Linked DNA regions of Mus musculus: region 2 is linked to region 1. A link is a loop called in an ENCODE intact Hi-C map of the cell type or tissue named here. Cell type or tissue: heart. All regions are shown on one strand. Links, peaks and the distances in the headings refer to the core of each region. The heading gives the core; the rest is flanking DNA. Region 1 holds the start of Cr1l (complement component (3b/4b) receptor 1-like). Region 2 has its middle 57 kb from the start of Cr2.

What was found. Hi-C counts contacts between places; a loop is a spot of excess contacts. Peaks named below come from ENCODE experiments on the same cell type or tissue, not always from the same donor. Only the 100,000 strongest peaks of a DNase experiment are listed, where the experiment ranks them.
Region 2: a loop joins it to region 1, with 7 times the contacts of the local background. A loop is called at or near these places in 9 of 42 quality-filtered maps.

Annotation. Positions count from the first base shown.
Region 1 is chr1:195,126,592-195,134,933 of GRCm38, forward strand. Cr1l (complement component (3b/4b) receptor 1-like) reads right to left here and starts at 4,979. Exons shown (of 10, transcript NM_013499.2): 1 at 4,597-4,979; 2 at 3,239-3,418; 3 at 2,556-2,655. The coding sequence starts at 4,714. Gm32313 (a long non-coding RNA gene) reads left to right here and starts at 4,853. Exons shown (of 3, transcript XR_865921.3): 1 at 4,853-6,367; 2 at 7,876-7,997; 3 at 8,339-8,342. In heart, for the core only: a CTCF peak has its summit at 4,452; a DNase peak (open chromatin) is centred at 4,510; H3K4me3 peaks cover 2,375 bases; H3K27ac peaks cover 1,730 bases.
Region 2 is chr1:195,229,102-195,237,443 of GRCm38, forward strand. No RefSeq gene overlaps it. Among named protein-coding and RNA genes, the nearest start is that of Cr2, 57 kb to the left of the region's middle. In heart, for the core only: a CTCF peak has its summit at 3,704 (motif pointing right); no DNase peak of the experiment used is centred there.

The DNA.
Region 1 (8,342 bases), core at 133-8,132:
GCTTCCCCTTTTTTAGTTCATTAAATTTTTCTTCTCTTTGTTCAAACCTTTGTGTGCATTCTCAGTTTACTCATCGTATTCCTTGACTGTGGAATTTGTTTTAGTTTTCATTTGTTTTATTTACTGTATCCCTGCATTTTCTGTGTTCTCCTGCAATTCACAACCTCCTTCAAAGAAGTCATCCTGAATTTTTGGTTAAGTATCTTTTGAGCTCCTTTGTCAGTTACAGCTGCCATAGTAAATTCATTTTGTGGAGCTATGTTTTCCGGATGAGCGATCATCCTTTTGCTTATGCATTGGTTTGTTGTACCTTAAAAGGTAGGCAGGCTATCCAATCTTCACAAGCATTTCACAAGTCACTGTGCTCTAATGAGATCTACGAGTTTGTTTACTGTTGGGAGTTTTCAAACATATTGGTATGTTGCCTACTTCAGAAATGTATAGGATCTTCCATTTCTTTCCAATTATGCCAACACTTCCTATTGTCTTCCTTTTAGAGATATTTTTGTAGGTAAGGCAGTATCTCAAAGTGGTTATAATTTGTATTTTGATGAATATATGCAGTAAATGTCTTACTTATACACCATTTATGCATTTTTTTTGGAAAAATGTTTAATCCTTCCCTCATTTTTTCTTTTGTTTTGAGACAGGATCTCACTATAAGCTGACTGGTTTGGAACTCAATATGTAGACCAGACTGGCTTTGAATTTACAGAGCTATGTCTCCCTCTGTTTCCTGAGTGCTGTGGTTAAAGACATACACCACCACCCTTGGCTCAAAGATGTATTTCTTCTTTTTAATTATGTGTATATGAGGGTTTGTGTATTTACATGTAGTACCAGTGAAGGCCTGAGAGTGTTTCAGTTCCCTGGAGCTGAGTAGTTACAGGCAGATGTGGGTGCTAAGAACTGACCCCAGGTCCTCTGCAAGGGCAATATATACCCTTAACAGCTGAGCCATCTCAGCCTTGCCTATTTTAAAATTATCTGTCTTTTCACTGGAATTATAAGAATTCTATATTAGGGAAACATCTTTTTAAATTCTATGCTTTAGAGATAGTTTTTCTATTTGTGTTATTTCAAAAGTGTTCTTTGAAAAGCAAATGTTTTAAAGTTTTTGAACTTTCAAATACCATTTTTATTTGGATCTTGATAAGAACACAGATTTAGTTCATGTCCTATAGTTTAACATTCAGAATTTCACTCTGTGTTGAGTAATGAGAACTAACATTAGCACATACTTTGTGACTTTATGCTTGATATGTTCAAAGAGGGATTTCTGAGGTTGAATTGTATTCCCTAAATGATATGGTCATCCTGTAAACTCCTGTTCCCTGTCAATGTGACATCATTTGGAAATAGGGTCTTTATAGATGTAGTTAAGCTAAATTTAGGGTCTTTAGAATGGATCCTAACCCAACATAACTAGTATCACTATGAAAAGAGAGAACACTGAATATAAATACATACAGAACAGAAAGAAAGTAATCATGTAGATGGACACAGAAATTAGAGTTGTGCTCTACAGACATAGAAGGCCTAAAGCTCCCAGAAGCTGGAGGAGGCAAGAAAGATCCCACCCCTAAAGACATCAAAGGGAACAGAGTCCTGATAACACCTTATTTTGAACTTTTAGACTTAGAATCAAACTCTTAATAATTTTTCTTGTTTGAAAACACTCTGTGGTACTCATGTCAACAACCTTGGTAAACTAATAAAAGCTGTAAATTTAAGGCCTGATCTTCCTCGGAGCTCCCTGGGCTTTTCTTTCTTCTAGCAGCATCCACTCTGAATTTCAGAAGTCTGTGTACTTAGACTGCACTATCTCAACCAGTGAGTGCTTCACTTTCTATGTTTCCATAGTTAGAGACATCCCCTAAAGGCTTATAGATTAAAGGCGTAGTCTCACAGGCTATGATCTTATTGGGATGTGGTAGAATCTTTAAGAGGTAGGCCTTAAGGGACAAAATTAGGACACCAGTGACAATGCCTTAGGAGAAGATATTGAGACCTTAGCCCTTTCTTGCCTCTCTTTTCTTTATGGCAACTATAAGGTGAATGGGCCTTCTTCACCATGTTCCTGCTGTAATGGACCAAAGCCAGAGAGTCAAGAGAACATGAACTAAAACTTCTGTAATTATGAGTGAAAATATAACTTTCCTTCTTTTAATTCATTACCTCAATTATTTTATCATAGTATTGGAAAGCTAACGCATGTGTTATTTTGCTTATTCAACAGGGATAACAAATCTTTCCCACAAAGTCATGTTATATCTCTATTCATTTTAATCAAGAATCAAACAATTATGTTCAAGCCTTTTAAGGATAGGTAACATTGCGATGGCATTGCTTTGCTGTAGAACAATTATATTGTTTAAATATGTCTAGCATATTTAAAGTCTTAAGTTCAATCTGTAGCACAAACACAACAAAACACAACACAAACAAAAACCAAATAAGGAAGTAATAGATTAGATGTCTTTCCTGAGATTTGACTAGAAAGTAGTACTGCTATTCCAGAACTCTTGAATGAAGAGATGTTGTTGCCAACTCACCCTTGATTACAAGTATAATTAATACGGGATCCAAACTGAATGCCTGTGTGTACATGTACCAAGCCATTCTCAGGATCTGAAGGAGTTTTACATTGTTTTCCTATGAAAAAGAAACAGAATTTTGGAACCAAGTACAGTAAACTGAACTTTCTGTAGTTTATGAATTTCTAACCTGATTATAACTTACTGTAGAATATATATATTTGTAATACTTCAAAGTTTTTGCCACTTTGGGGAAATTCATCAGACACTAGCTTCCAAAAGAACTCTCATCCAAGTTTTTTCTTATTTTCACACAGTGGCTCCCTAAAACATGAAGCATTCTTCTAAGTATTCTAATTTATTGGCCTTAAAGTCTGAACATTTTTCATCTCTTAGTTATTAAATACACTTTGTTTCAGAATCATTACTTAATGACACTTGTGCAAAGTTAGACACCCTAAGTGAAATATTCTGATGATATTTTCTCTTAAGCATGCCCTGTGACAATCATTCTTATTAAATTTATTAACAATTGAGAAGACAGAATCACAGTTAAAAAGACTTGACTGACAAGAATGATGATCCACATGTACTATATACCTTAGATAAGATTACTAATAATGAGTCATAATCTAAAATCCAGACAAACTGAGGCCGACTCTACTATTTGGCACAAAGGAGCCTCTTCTGCAGTTACTCACGTATACACTTATCTTCAGCACTCGTCCAGGTTGAGTCTTGTTTGCAGGTGATAGAGAACTGCCTCTTGATATATCCTGGGAGACATTCATACAACAAATATGTTCCAATGGGAAACATGGATTCATCAGTTAGATTTATAGGTTTGGCAGAAGGAAGCTGTGATGGGGCTGGGCAGTGACCTGTTGAATGAGACACAGCAACATTACATTGGATAAAAGAACTTGCATCATCCCTCATACTCTCAGTTCTCCAGCTAGCTACAATGGACCATGCATGATCCTCCTCTCTGGCACTCAGGAATGGATCAGTACTATGGTCAACGGGGAAAAAATAATATAATTTAAAAAATGAAACTGCATTTCATTTTGTTAATGTACTTTCCAATACATATTTTGATTTAACTTCTAGACTCAGTTATTTTCTTTTAAGTCTTAGCAGCATTAATTATGTGGCAGAGAGAGTCAAATAATATGTAACCAATAACTATATGTTGGAAAAAAATCATTTTCATTTAACTTTGGAAATACAATAAAAAACAAACAATGCAAAAGACTTCAAGGAAGTCTTTCTCTTAGAAAGTTCTGATTAAGGAGAAAGGAAAGGGAAATTAGAACTTTCATGGTGGGTAAAATGGGCACTCTATTTTGTTCTTAACCATCAGTAAAATTTAATATGTAAATTCTACAGTCTTTTCTACTTGCAAATATTTCATTGCACCTTGAGGCTTGCTAGCTTTTCAAATCTTACCTTGGAGTGGGAGTGGAAGGACCTTCCTTAAAGTGGAAGCTCAAGGGAGTTAATGAGGATTTGGGGTGGGAGATAAAGTACACAGTCTCACTGTGTGAAAACTGTATCCCTGGGCCTGTTTGTCTAGGCCTTCGGAGAAAGTGCATAGGGAATGTCTCAAGATAGAAATAAATTAAGGAGCTGAAATTGGGTTAGATATTTGATGGCACCTATTAAATACCAATACCACGAAAGACATCAATATCTCCATTTCACAGATAAGGAAACACAAAAATATTAACTTTCCTCATAACCAAATTCTAGGATTAGAAATTGCATCTCTCAATATTCCTGCAACCCCCTGCTCCCCACACCGTTTCTCTCACTACATTCAGCACAGAAAAGCACAGCGTACAGCTAATAAAGACAAGCAGCTGGGAGACCACGCGTTCCTGCCGGCTGCGTACGACCCAAGATCTGGGTAGAGGGCGCCCCACGCTCACCCATGGGAAAGGGGCGCTGAGCACTCACAGGCAGCCCAGACCAGCGTTGGAGTCTGCGCAGAGCCTATTTACCGCGGGTTCCCGGTGAACCGTGTGTCCGTGCTTCCCCAGGCCTCCCCGCAGCTCACCCAAAGTAAATGGCAGCAAGAACAGCAGCAAAACTTCTAGCTTGACTCCTCCCCGGCCGAAGGCTACAAGGAGCCACACCGGATCCAGAGGCTCTGAACTCCGAGAAGAGACCTCCATTCCCCTCACACCGTTCTCAAACAACGTTTTACGGCAAATGGTGTAGAAAGCAGTCCCACCCAGAAATGGCGCTGGGTTCCGGAATAAAACTTCCTCTAGCTGGGCTAGGCGCGGTCTTGTTTACTCCAAGCCCCTGGGATTTCTGTGGAATTACCCTTGGGAGATTGATTCAGCAATGCAGAAACTGGTTCAATACCTAGTAGGTCAGCTCCAGGAAGTTTTCCACTTGCAGGAACCTTCGACTCCAAAGAAAACAAGGCATTATGGGAACTCGGTTTGCATATAGCCCGGCCTTACTCCTTTTAAAAATCTGCAAGGGTGGAGCCTAACCCTAATCTGCAACAGTGAGCTGACAGTTGCATACCCTGTCTAGTATACAGTAAGAACCTATTTCCTTATGATGAATTCGGATGTAACGTGCCGCTGGAAACAAAAAATGAAAGGTAAAAACCATAGCTCTCATCTTAAAAGGATTAGGAGTTTATTCTGAAGCCATTTTGAGTGATCATGACCCTGGAACAATGATATGGTCACCCCAAATTTCATGGAAGCAGTTTCATAAAGTTTTTGTGGTTTTACAGAGCAGAGAAAGTCACAAATTAAGGCAAGTTTAAAATATATTGTTGGGTACATACAAGAAGCAGGTAGTGGAAGCTTTTCTATAGGCTCAGGATGACTCTAATGGCACTCGGCTTTTGTATTGGTAGAAGCTAGTTGCCTGATAAGTCAGTAGATTCTAAAAGGTTGTTTGTGGTTTTGTTTGTTTGTTTGTTTGTTTGTTTTGTATCTATTGTATCATGATGTTAGTTCTGACTTAGCCCAAGATAAGGTAATTATTGGTCTCTGGACCAGCAAAATTGCAATCTCTCCAGAGTACTGAAATTCTAATCAGCCAATAGTCTTTGCAGAAACAGTTAACTTTCAGGAATTTCCTTTCACAGTCAGACGCAGTTTCTTTCCGGAAGTTTTTGTTCACAACCATGTCAGTGCTATTCAGCCTAGACCAGGATAGTGCAGTAATGAATCAGGGAGCGAAGCCAGGCCTTGCCATCATCCAAGTGAGATTTGATGGCAGATGAACAATTAATAAGTTTTCAGAAATGGAATAAACAGGATTTGCACTGAATTTTAATTCCTTTCTTAATACTAATGAGAGAGAGAGAGAGAGAGAGAGAGAGAGAGAGCCCTACTCAGAGATTGGTGGTAGTGCTTCTAGAAATAACAAATATAAAGAGCCAAGTTTGGGGAATAGAATTAAGAACTCAAATATTCCAAGAGAGAAATAGGACATGCGAACAAACATGTCCACATTCTGTTTTCAGAACCTGTGATAGGTACTTTATACGGCAGGAAAAGAAATGGCTAATTAAATTAAATCAAGAACATTTAAGTGGGGAGGTAATCCTGTCTGCCAAAGTGGGCTTAATAACCCTAAGGAACCTTACAGGAACATAGTCCTAAATCAGAGAGGAAGAACAATGAGGGCAGAGATCAAAGTTGCTGCCTCCAGAGAGCAAATGATAGCAGCCTCTAAAATGTGGAACAAATAAGCAGATTCTTCCCCGAAGCTTTCATATGGAACCAGTCCTGCTAGCACTTTGGATTTAGAATTTAAGTTATTCTCGAAAAAGTATGGAAGAAGTTATATTGCAGGTAAGTATACTTTCTTGCACCATATGCTATCAGAATACACTGCTATCCCCACATTGTTTGGAGGTTACATTTTAGCATCCACTTTCTTCCCTGAGTCCTTGATGGGTTTAGCTCCTGGCTGATATTTACTTCCAACAATGCTCCTCTTCTCTCACTCCTCATTGGCTTCAAAGATTACAGAAACTTTTTTCCACATGCTTGGCTTCACCGTTCCTTAAATTATCTTTGCCTATGATCTTGTCCTCCACTCTACTATGCCACCAAGGCTCATGAGAATATCCTAGAACTGTCATTATAACTGTGTCCTCTCCATGAGCTTAACTATCCCTCTTAACCACAAGTCCTACCCTTCTGGTTCACTCCCAGTGTCCTGATTCTCAAAATCTCCATTTCACAGTGTCTGCAAACCCATAGACCTGCCACAACTGGTCTCTTGCTAGATTAAGTTTGTGCTCCATCCTTACAGTCACCATTTTATATACACCTTCACTTACAGTACTTATTGGACAGAACAACAAAAATTTCAATTCTCTATTATTTTGCCTCCATTGCTCTAACGCTGAGTGTGGCTAGTGAAAAACGAAGAATTAGTGACAACTGGTCTTACTGTAAGGGACTGTACTGACTGGTTTTGTGTGTCAACTTGACACAGGCTGGAGTTATCACAGAGAAAGGAGCTTCAGTTGGGGAAGTGCCTCCATGAGATCCAGCTGTGAGGCATTTTCTCAATTAGTGATCAAGGGGGAAGGCCCCTTGAGGGTGGGACCATCTCTGGACTCATAGTCTTGGGTTCTATAAGAGAGCAGGCTGAGCAAGCCAGGGGAAGCAAGCCAGTAAGTAACATCCCTCCATGGCCTCTGCATCAGCTCCTGCTTCCTGACCTGCTTGAGTTCCAGTCCTGACAACCTTTAGTGATTAACAGCAATGTGGAAAGTGTAAGCTGAATAAACCCTTTCATCCTGAACTTACTTATTGGTCATGATGTTTGTGCAGGAATAGAAACCCTGACTAAGACAGGGTCCCTGATTCTCTGAAGAATGATACTGCAGTCTCAAATAATATGTAAACGCAAAGAGTGTTTTATTTTGCAGAAGTTCAGCATGCTGGGGTCTACCATCTACAAAGATAGAGCGATCCCAAAGTGAGCTCCCAGGCCTGTTTTAAAGCACATTAGGGGAATTCCAGGGAGGGTTAGGTGACCTCTATCTTAATCTTGGCTATCTCTAATGATACTCCATTGCTGGGACCTGGAGGGGCTAGAAGCTGTTGCTGGAGAAGTCTGGAAACTTGCTGAGGAAGTCTGGAAACTGCTGCTGACCCATTGTCCTTGCTTCAGGCCAGGTGGCAGGGCAGCTTCTGAGGCCTAGACTTGCCTGGATTTGCCCAGTTCTTGGAAACAGAGATTTAGGCCTCGTCCCCTGAACTGCCAATCTGAAGCTTATCATGGAGTCAGCCTAGCCTTCCCATTACTTTAATGACAATTTATTTCATTTCGATCCTTGTGCTAGGATAACAACGTATTAAGGGATAATCCTTCTGGTCAAAAAATTAAAATACCTGGCCTGTATAGATGACTAATATTCCAGTTGGACAAGATCAATCACCTGGCCAAAAGACCGCCTCTAGAAAGGTAGGCTCACATAAAGCCGTGCTAAAGAGATAGTTAGAAAAATTATCACTTAAATGAGATACTTTGCTTTTTTTGCCTTCCCGAAATTTCTACACCCCCCCCCCCGCCGCCCCATGCTCCATTATAATCTTTTACAGAGTATAGCTATTGTTGATTTGTAAGTCACCAACTTTTTTGAAGCACACAGAAAAGAATGACTTCATTTTCTTTCTTTTTCTTTTCTTTCTTTGGTTTTGTTGTTGTTATTGTTTGTTTGTTTCTACATTTTTATTTACTTGCTTTTATGTGTATGGATGTTTTTTGCCTGAATACATGTTTGTCTGTGCACTGCCTATGTTCAGTACA
Region 2 (8,342 bases), core at 19-8,018, 100 kb after region 1:
CCTCACACATAAATACATACTTGTTTGTTTGTTACTGTCTTAGTCAGGGTTTCTATTCCTGCACACACATCATGACCAAGAAGCAAGTTGGGGAGGAAAGGGTTTATTCAGCTTACACTTCATACTGCTGTTCATCACCAAAGGAAGTCAGGACTGGAACTCAAGCAGGTCAGGAAGCAGGAGCTGATGCAGAGGCCATAGAGGGATGTTCTTTACTGGCTTGCTTCCCCTGGCTTGCTCAGCCTGCTCTCTTATAGAACCAAGATTACCAGCCCAGAGATGGTCCCACCCACAAGGGGCCTTTCCCCCTTGATCACTAATTGAGAAAATGCCTTACAACTGGATCTCATGGAGGCATTTCCTCAACTGAAGCTCCTTTCTCTGTGATAACTCCAGCCTGTGTCAAGTTGACACCCAAAACCAGCCAGTACAGTTACATTGGTTTATTTTAAGAAGAATGGCCTAAAGGCCACACAAGCCCAGCCACAAGAAATAAATAAGTAAAAATCTCTGAAAGACAAACATTGGCTGGGCACTAGATAGGCACATACATGTGTGCGTGAACACACAGGCACACACATACATACACACACACACACACACACAGAGAGAGAGAGAGAGAAAGAGAGAGAGAGAGAGAGAGAGAGAAACAATTTCAACTTCCATGCATGTCTCCCTACTCTGACTATGGAGGAGAGATTGAGGAAAGCCGACGTAGTGGATACAGCAGAAGCATGGAGAGTCGGGGACCAGAATGACTTACTACACCAACAGCTATTTCAATGACGATATAGACACAGATGCTAAGGATTCTAATCCCACTCTAGCCTGCTAAAAGTAATGGCAGTAGCCATGGGTCACATGGGACACAAGAAATTTACAATTCCAATATGTTTTACTGTTGTTCCTCACAGTTTTTTGTTTTCATTGTTGTTGGTGGTTGTTTGTTTATTTCCATGTATTTCCAGGAAGTATGCATTCATTGATCTGTGTACCTTAGAAATAATCAAGTATTTTTAAGTAAAAATGGGAAAACCAGAACACACGTGTATGCTTTTCCCTATTGTTGTTTTTGTTTCATATACCTAGGAGGCTCCTCACATATAATTCTGTAACACTAAAATGAATGACAGAAGCTTACTGAATAGCCTGTTTCTAGTCCTGCCTGTCATGTCGCTGTCTTTCATAGATTCATGTTCCACCACATATAGGGCAGGCAACAAGCAGCTGACGACCATCCACAACTCTAATTTTACCATATCTGCCCCCTTCATCTGTCTTCTGAATACACAAGAAATGCACAGGGTATATAGACAAAAAGACAGACAGACAGGCAGGCAGGCAGGCAGGCAGGCACCCCCCTCCTCCCCACACAAAATAAATAATGAAGCCAGGTCATTAGGCAGGTTAGCCAGTGTTGAACTCCAAGACTGCTTACACCACAGAACTGATCGACTAGGGTCACAATTCAGGTTCCAGAGGTGAACTGTGACATTGAGTTAAGATCCTACAGGGCTTTTATTCCTTAAAACCACAAACATCTGTGCCAAGTTATTCCACCAATCTGGATTTAGGGATAGGGGAATTTTTTAGGAGCATGTCTTTGTTGTACACTTATCCTGCTCCCATTGCTTTGTGTATTCAACTGTGGCAGGGAACTTGTCTAAAGTTCATGTCTTAATTCACCAAACAGAATGTCAATGACCCAGGTAAATGTCTCTTTCTGCCAGGTAGGATGCCAGTCTTCAAGGAGGTCTTGGGAACTTAAACTTTACTCAACCCCTACTCAAAATGGAAGCACTATTCCAAATAGTTTCTTATATTGTTTCAAGTATGCCTCTTATGTTGGGGTCCATCCCAGGAGCAGGTTTTAAAAGCAAAAACCATAAAAGGTTATACACAGGTGCAAGAAGTGCTGCTGGATGGTTGGCTCAGGTCCAAACTTATTGTAACTATACAAAGCAGCTCTACTGATTTCTATCATGACTGGTTTCCCAGGGCACAGAACCTAACAGAATATATAATCAACTTGGGCAGGCTTGTTGGTTAACTGGAGTTCAACATAGGTCAGGTTCTCTAAGATGGAGCCTGAACTCAAGACAGAATTAGTCTGGTCTCTCAATAGCATCCCAATGTATGTACCCTGGTGAAATTTATAGCTCTAGTTGTCTATCTTAAGAAAGAAAAGGAAAGTTAAAAAAACAAACAAACAAACAAACAAAAACCAAAAAACCCTGCAGTACAAAACACAGAAAACTTTTCTGATACAATCCAGCATGCCTTCATGATCAAAGTTCTACAGACAATATGACTATAGGGAACATGTCTCTATAAAATGAAAGCCAGAATATTTTTTGTTTTGTTTTGGCTCAATAGCCTCAAATTCACAGACATCAGCCTTTCTCTTCAACCACCCTGCCAAAACAAAACAAATCAAAATTTGTGCAATTGGTAGGTAGGATCTTTGAGTGTCAGTCCAGTCTGGTCTACAGAGTGAGTTTCAGGACAGAGAGTAATAGAGAGAGGCAGGGGGCGGGGAAGTGGCATCTTACAGACATCATCATCCTAAATTGAGAAAAACTTGAAGCAATTCAGCAGGAAACGGGATTTATGTCCATTGAATTCTTCCTGTTCTCCAAACATCATTGAAGGGTAAAATTGATGGCATCTGTTGATAGCATTGACCTAAAAAGCAAAGCAGCTCTCACTGTGACTGCTTAGTTCCACCTCTTTTCTCAGATCTTTTTGTTTGTTTACTAACTGGAGATGGTAGAGATGTATATGCCTTGACATAAGACAATAACTTGCAGGAGTTGGTTCTTTTCTTCCACCATGTGGAGCCCAGGGGCTGAACTCAGGTATGCAGGTTTATTAACAAATAACTTTATCCTCTGGGCCGTCTCACCAGGCTTTTTTAAAGTAGCATAGTCAGCTACTTTGGCTTTCAAAATATTGTCTGTAAAAATTAGTCTTACATTCTAATATTATTGTTTTAATATTTTTTCTTTTTTTCTATCGAAGATTTTTCTTTTTTATTCTATGTATATGAGTGGTCTATCTGCATCTACCCCTGCATGACAGAAGAGGGCATTAGAACTCACTATAGATGGTTGTAAGACACCTATAATGGAATTCTTGTGGCTTCTTGGAATTGAACTTAGGGTCTGGGGAAAAATAGCCAGCGCTCTTAACCACTGAACCATCTCTCTAACCCCATTACTTCTGTTCTTATCTGCCTGGCTGCTCTAGTTTATTTTCTCATGAATATTCTCCTGGCATAATAAAGTTTATCTTACAATCTGCACCCAGAAGGGACACACATCTATAATGACACGTTCATATTGAGTATCAATTACTGAAAATCAGAGTTTGGAACAGAAGGTTTTTTTCTGTTTGTATTTATTCTGGAAATATTTTTATAGAGTAGAATGTTCTGCTCCCCGATATTTACCTGCCTCTGCCCTCCTGCTTGAGTTCTTGGACTAATAGTGGGCCACCACCATGACAGGCAGATTCCTCTTGGTGTCCTATAACCACAACTGAGTTCCTATTAGTGCATATGGGATTAGCTTAGAGATTCAAGACATCTGACTTGGCTTATAGACTAAGTGCTTGTGGTGTGAGTGACTCAGGTTTCCTCCAGCTTTGGGACTTGGAGCCAGACAAGACAACTATGGGAGAAGATACAGCTCAAGTGCACTAAATACTTTCTTCCACAAGGTGGCACCCCACACCTTATATCCATATCCACATTTCTTCAGACAAGCACCTGATGATGTTTGTCCAGAAAAGGTCACATAAACAACACCCTTCTGTTTCCCTATTTACTGAGTGGTACCACTGAGTCCTACTAAGTGGAGACCACCCTTATAGACAGCACAGAACTGTGGTCAGGATGGAGAAATGTGACACTTTTAGTCCTGTCACTAGTATGAATTACAAGTTGACATTGTGCTCTATGCTATCATACAATACTGTATGGAAGGCTTTGGTTGATACTTACTAATATAAATGTATAAGAATAAAAAGGGCAGAGGTAAATCATTTTATCTGCAGATAGTATGATAACATTTATGAAAACCCCCAGAATATCAATGAAAAACGCTATTATCATCATTAAGGAAAATTTTCAAGCTGAATGACCATTAATTGTTATACATGAATTTTAGAAAAAAAATCGAACAAAAGCATGTTGCTGAATACTGAACAAAAATAACACATTTTTATTTTTAAAATTTATTTTTGTTTCACCCACTGTATTTGTTTCTATATTTTGTACAAAAGTGTGAACACATGAATGTCTCTATGGCAAGAACAAAGTAAAACTGTCCTGAGGCAAAAATAAATGATAGACAAGGATAAGCACAGAGGAAAGGAAGTAAAATAGTAAGGAAGTAGAGATATACAGCACATACTTATGTGAAAATTACACACTACACACACACACACACACACACACACACACACACACACACACACACGCATGCATGCCTGCATGCATGCATGCAATAGAAGCAAGGTACTCCACAGATAAAAGAACTTGCTGTATAGTATGATTACCTGAATTCAATCCCTGGGACCCATGGTGGAAACTAAGAACTGAAAATTGTGGCACATATGTGCACAGACACCCGCATATACACTGACAAAGAAAACTTTGAAAATCAATAAGCATTTGCAGTTGGAGGCATAAGCATCGAGACTTGGAGATGAGGTACCCCCAATGTTCAATTGCCTCCAAAAACCCCAGTCCCCAGCTCACAGGTTGGGCTAGGCTAATGTATCTTATTAAAGTGTATTCTATTAAAGACTTAAGATTTTTGTGTGTTTGTGTGTGTATGTAAGTATGCAAGACAGAGACCACAAAAATATTAGGTTAAAAAATATCAAATTGCTGGTCCTTTAGCTTAGTAGAAAGAAAGAAAGAAAAAGAGAAAGAGAGAGAAAGAAAGAGAGAGAGAAAGGGAGGGAGGGAGGAAGGAAGGAAGGAAAGAAGGAAGGAAGGAAGGAAGGAAGGAAGGAAGGAAGGAAGGAAGGAAGGAAGGAAGGAAGGAAGGAAGGAAGAGAAAGAAACGAATGAATGAACTAAAAAGAATAACGAGAAAAAGAAGAGATCTGAATTAAGGCACAAAGTGAAAGAAAATGGTCTGGGCATACCATACTTGAAGGAGGAAAGCACTCTAGACTTTTTGCCATTATGAACTTGTCTGACTTTGTGCCTGCTACCTCTAAAAGCACTTTTTGCCCTACCCACTGAGCCCAAGGCATAGCTGCTCCTCTTGTGTCCAGTGCAGGTCCCAAGCAAGGCAGCCGGTGGCAGAGCCAGGTTTCCTGCCAGCAAATAGGGTGAGTCTGGTGTGCATTGGAGACCTGGTGCTCTGTTGCAGCTTGAGCAGGAGCTCCTGAGTCTGAACAGCCACTGCCTCCATCTTTCCACTCTGGTCCTCATTTTCTTGGCTGTGAAACCCCCTACTGTAATGGAAATAGGAAAAATGCAAGCGGGCTCTTTTGTACAAAATACTTTATCAGGGGTCTTAGGTTCCTCTAGAAGGGCTGAAGGCAATTTTAGGGGGATCTATTAATCTTGTATGTGGTAAAAGAGAGGCACTTGGCTCAACTAACAGAGCCAATGCCATGTTAGGTGATTTTACATCTGTATCTTCAAGAAAGAAACTTCCTCTTTGACATCTGAAGCATCATGAAGTGAAAATAACAAATGAAGTTAAAATGAGATGCTTTCTCATCTTCTGAGCCTACTATCTGTATTGTTTTTACTTTTTATTTTTACGTTTTGTTTTCCTGTCTGTTTTAGAGAAGACTGAAAGTTTTACAGGGGAGCTGGGTTTTTTGAGAAAATCAATGAGATTGACAAACCTCTGTTTTATTGATTATTTGCATTGTTTTGTTTGTTTCTATTTTATTGATTTCAACCTTCAATTTGATTATTTCTTGCTATCTACTCTGTCTGCATGCAATTTCTTCTTGCATTTCAAGCTATCTGGTGTCCTGTTAAGTTATTATTTTAATGTCTTCACAAAATTTTTATGTAGGCTTTTACTGCTATAAACTTGGCTCTTGGAATCATATTCATTGTGTACCATGAGTTTGGATATCTTGTGTATCTTTTTTCATTGAATTCTAGGAAGTCTTTAATTTCTTTCTAAGTTTTCCTCTTGATCCATGTTTCACTCACCAGAGTTTCATTCATCATTTTCATTCAGTCCAGTTTTTGTGAGTGTGTAAGCTTTCTATTGTTCTTGTTTTTGTTGATATCCAGCATTTATCTGTGGCAGTCTGATGGTATGCAGGGTGGTGTTTAGATTTCCTGGTATATAAGATTGCTTTGTGTCCAAGTATTGTAAAGGCCTGAAAATGACTGAAGGAAGACCCCAGAGAAAGAAAGTATACAGAGACAAAGAACATTTATTCTGCAGAAACATCCAACATGTGGTGGTCAACCATTCTTCAAAATAGCAACCGAGACAAAGGTGCTCAGGCCTTCTTATAGAGAAATGGGCAAACTCTCTAGAAAGATTAGGTTATCTAAAATTTCATTGGTGGGTGTTAGGGTGTCACAGGCGGTCAGTGGTCTGCATGCCTATGTCATGAACTTCTAATCACAGGATGATACAGGGCTGTTCAGCACAGTTGGCCCATTCTGAGATAAGATGCTTCCCCATTTTTTGTGGATATCCTCAGGCTGTTCTTTGGGAGGGGTTTCTTGATCTTGTTCTGGGTTTTTATGGTCCGTTCCTGGAACTGGTACCTTATGACCTGTTTTCAAAATCAGACCTGGTTCTTAAATGGAGACAAATGGGGTCCTTAAATAGATACAAATGGGGTTTATGTCATCCTTTCATTATGTGGTCAGTTTTGGAGAAAATTCCATAAGGTGTAGGGAAGGAGGTGTATTCATCTGCATTTGGGTGAAATGTTCTTTATATATTTGTTAGGTACATTATGCTTATAACCTCAGTTAGCTCCAGTGTCTCTCTGTAGTGAGAATTTTGGAATTTTTGGTTTCTCTAAGAAACACAGAAATATTATACAATTGTACTTTCATTTTATCCTCAGGTGTGGTGGGGTATGGGGCTGCTTAAGGATGTTCAAAACAGCCAACTATGATTTGCATTTTACTATAGCAAGGGTGTGATTTTGCCAGCTGCAGGTAGCTTCTTCAATTGTGTGATGTTTGAATTCTGGGAGCTTTATAGAGGGCCCTGAGAGGCAGGGTTGGCTGGTTGTTGGTAGTTCATTTTTTATGGAGGTTGGTTGTGGTTCCTTATTAGTTGTGCTCAAATAAGAAACAAGAAGAAAAGGAATTAGATTCTGCAATCTGTTTCCTTTCCTCTCTCCCCATACTCCCTTTGCTCTTCTATCTACTGTTAGGAGATTGACAGGGTGGAAAACAGATGGAGAAGGGTGGAGGAAAAAAGAACCCAGAAAGTAGCAAAGACCAGCTACATTTGTCTGTTTAATTTATGCTTAGGTTACCTGTCTATTGGTGAGAGTAGAGTACTGAAGTCTCCCACTTTCAGTATAAGTGCCAATATGTGATTTAAGCTATGATAGTGAGTGGGCATAGATGTTAAGAATAGCAACTTTCTCTTGTTGGATATTTTCTTCTATGAGTACATAATATTCTTATCTATGTCTTCTAATTAGTTTTGACTTGAAGTTTATTTTGTCAGATATCAAAAGTGCTACACCTCTATTGTTTCATATGTTTACTTGCTAGGAATATGTTTTTCTAAACCTTTACTCTGAGGTGATGTGTATCTTTGATGTTAGGGTGTATTTCTTAGATGCAGCTGAAGAATAAATCCTATTTTCACATCCCTTCTCTTAGTCCATGTCTTTTTGGGTAATTGAAATCATTGATGTTGAGAGTTATGAATAAACAATGATTATTGATTCCTATTATTTTTATTTTATTGCTGTGTTGTTTGTGTGCTTTCTTATTTTGACTTTGCTGGTCTAGGATTATTTATCCCCTGACTTTTTAGGGTTGTAGTTAACCTTATTAGTTCGGAGTTTTCCTTCTAGCAACCTCTATATGGCTAGATTTATAGACAGATGTTTAAAGTTTGTTTTATCATGGAAGGTATGATTTTCTCCATCTACAGTGATTGAAAGTTTCACCCACCTTGGTAGTCTAGGCTAGCATTTGTGGTCTCTTGTTTGCAGCACATCTGTCCAGGCTCTGATGGCTTTTAAAATCTCCATTGAGAATTAACATGCAATTCTAATAGGTCAGCCTTTATATGTTAGTTGGCATTTCCCTCTTGCAGGTTTTAATATGCTTTCTATGTTTCAACTTGTAATAAGAACACATGCTCCAC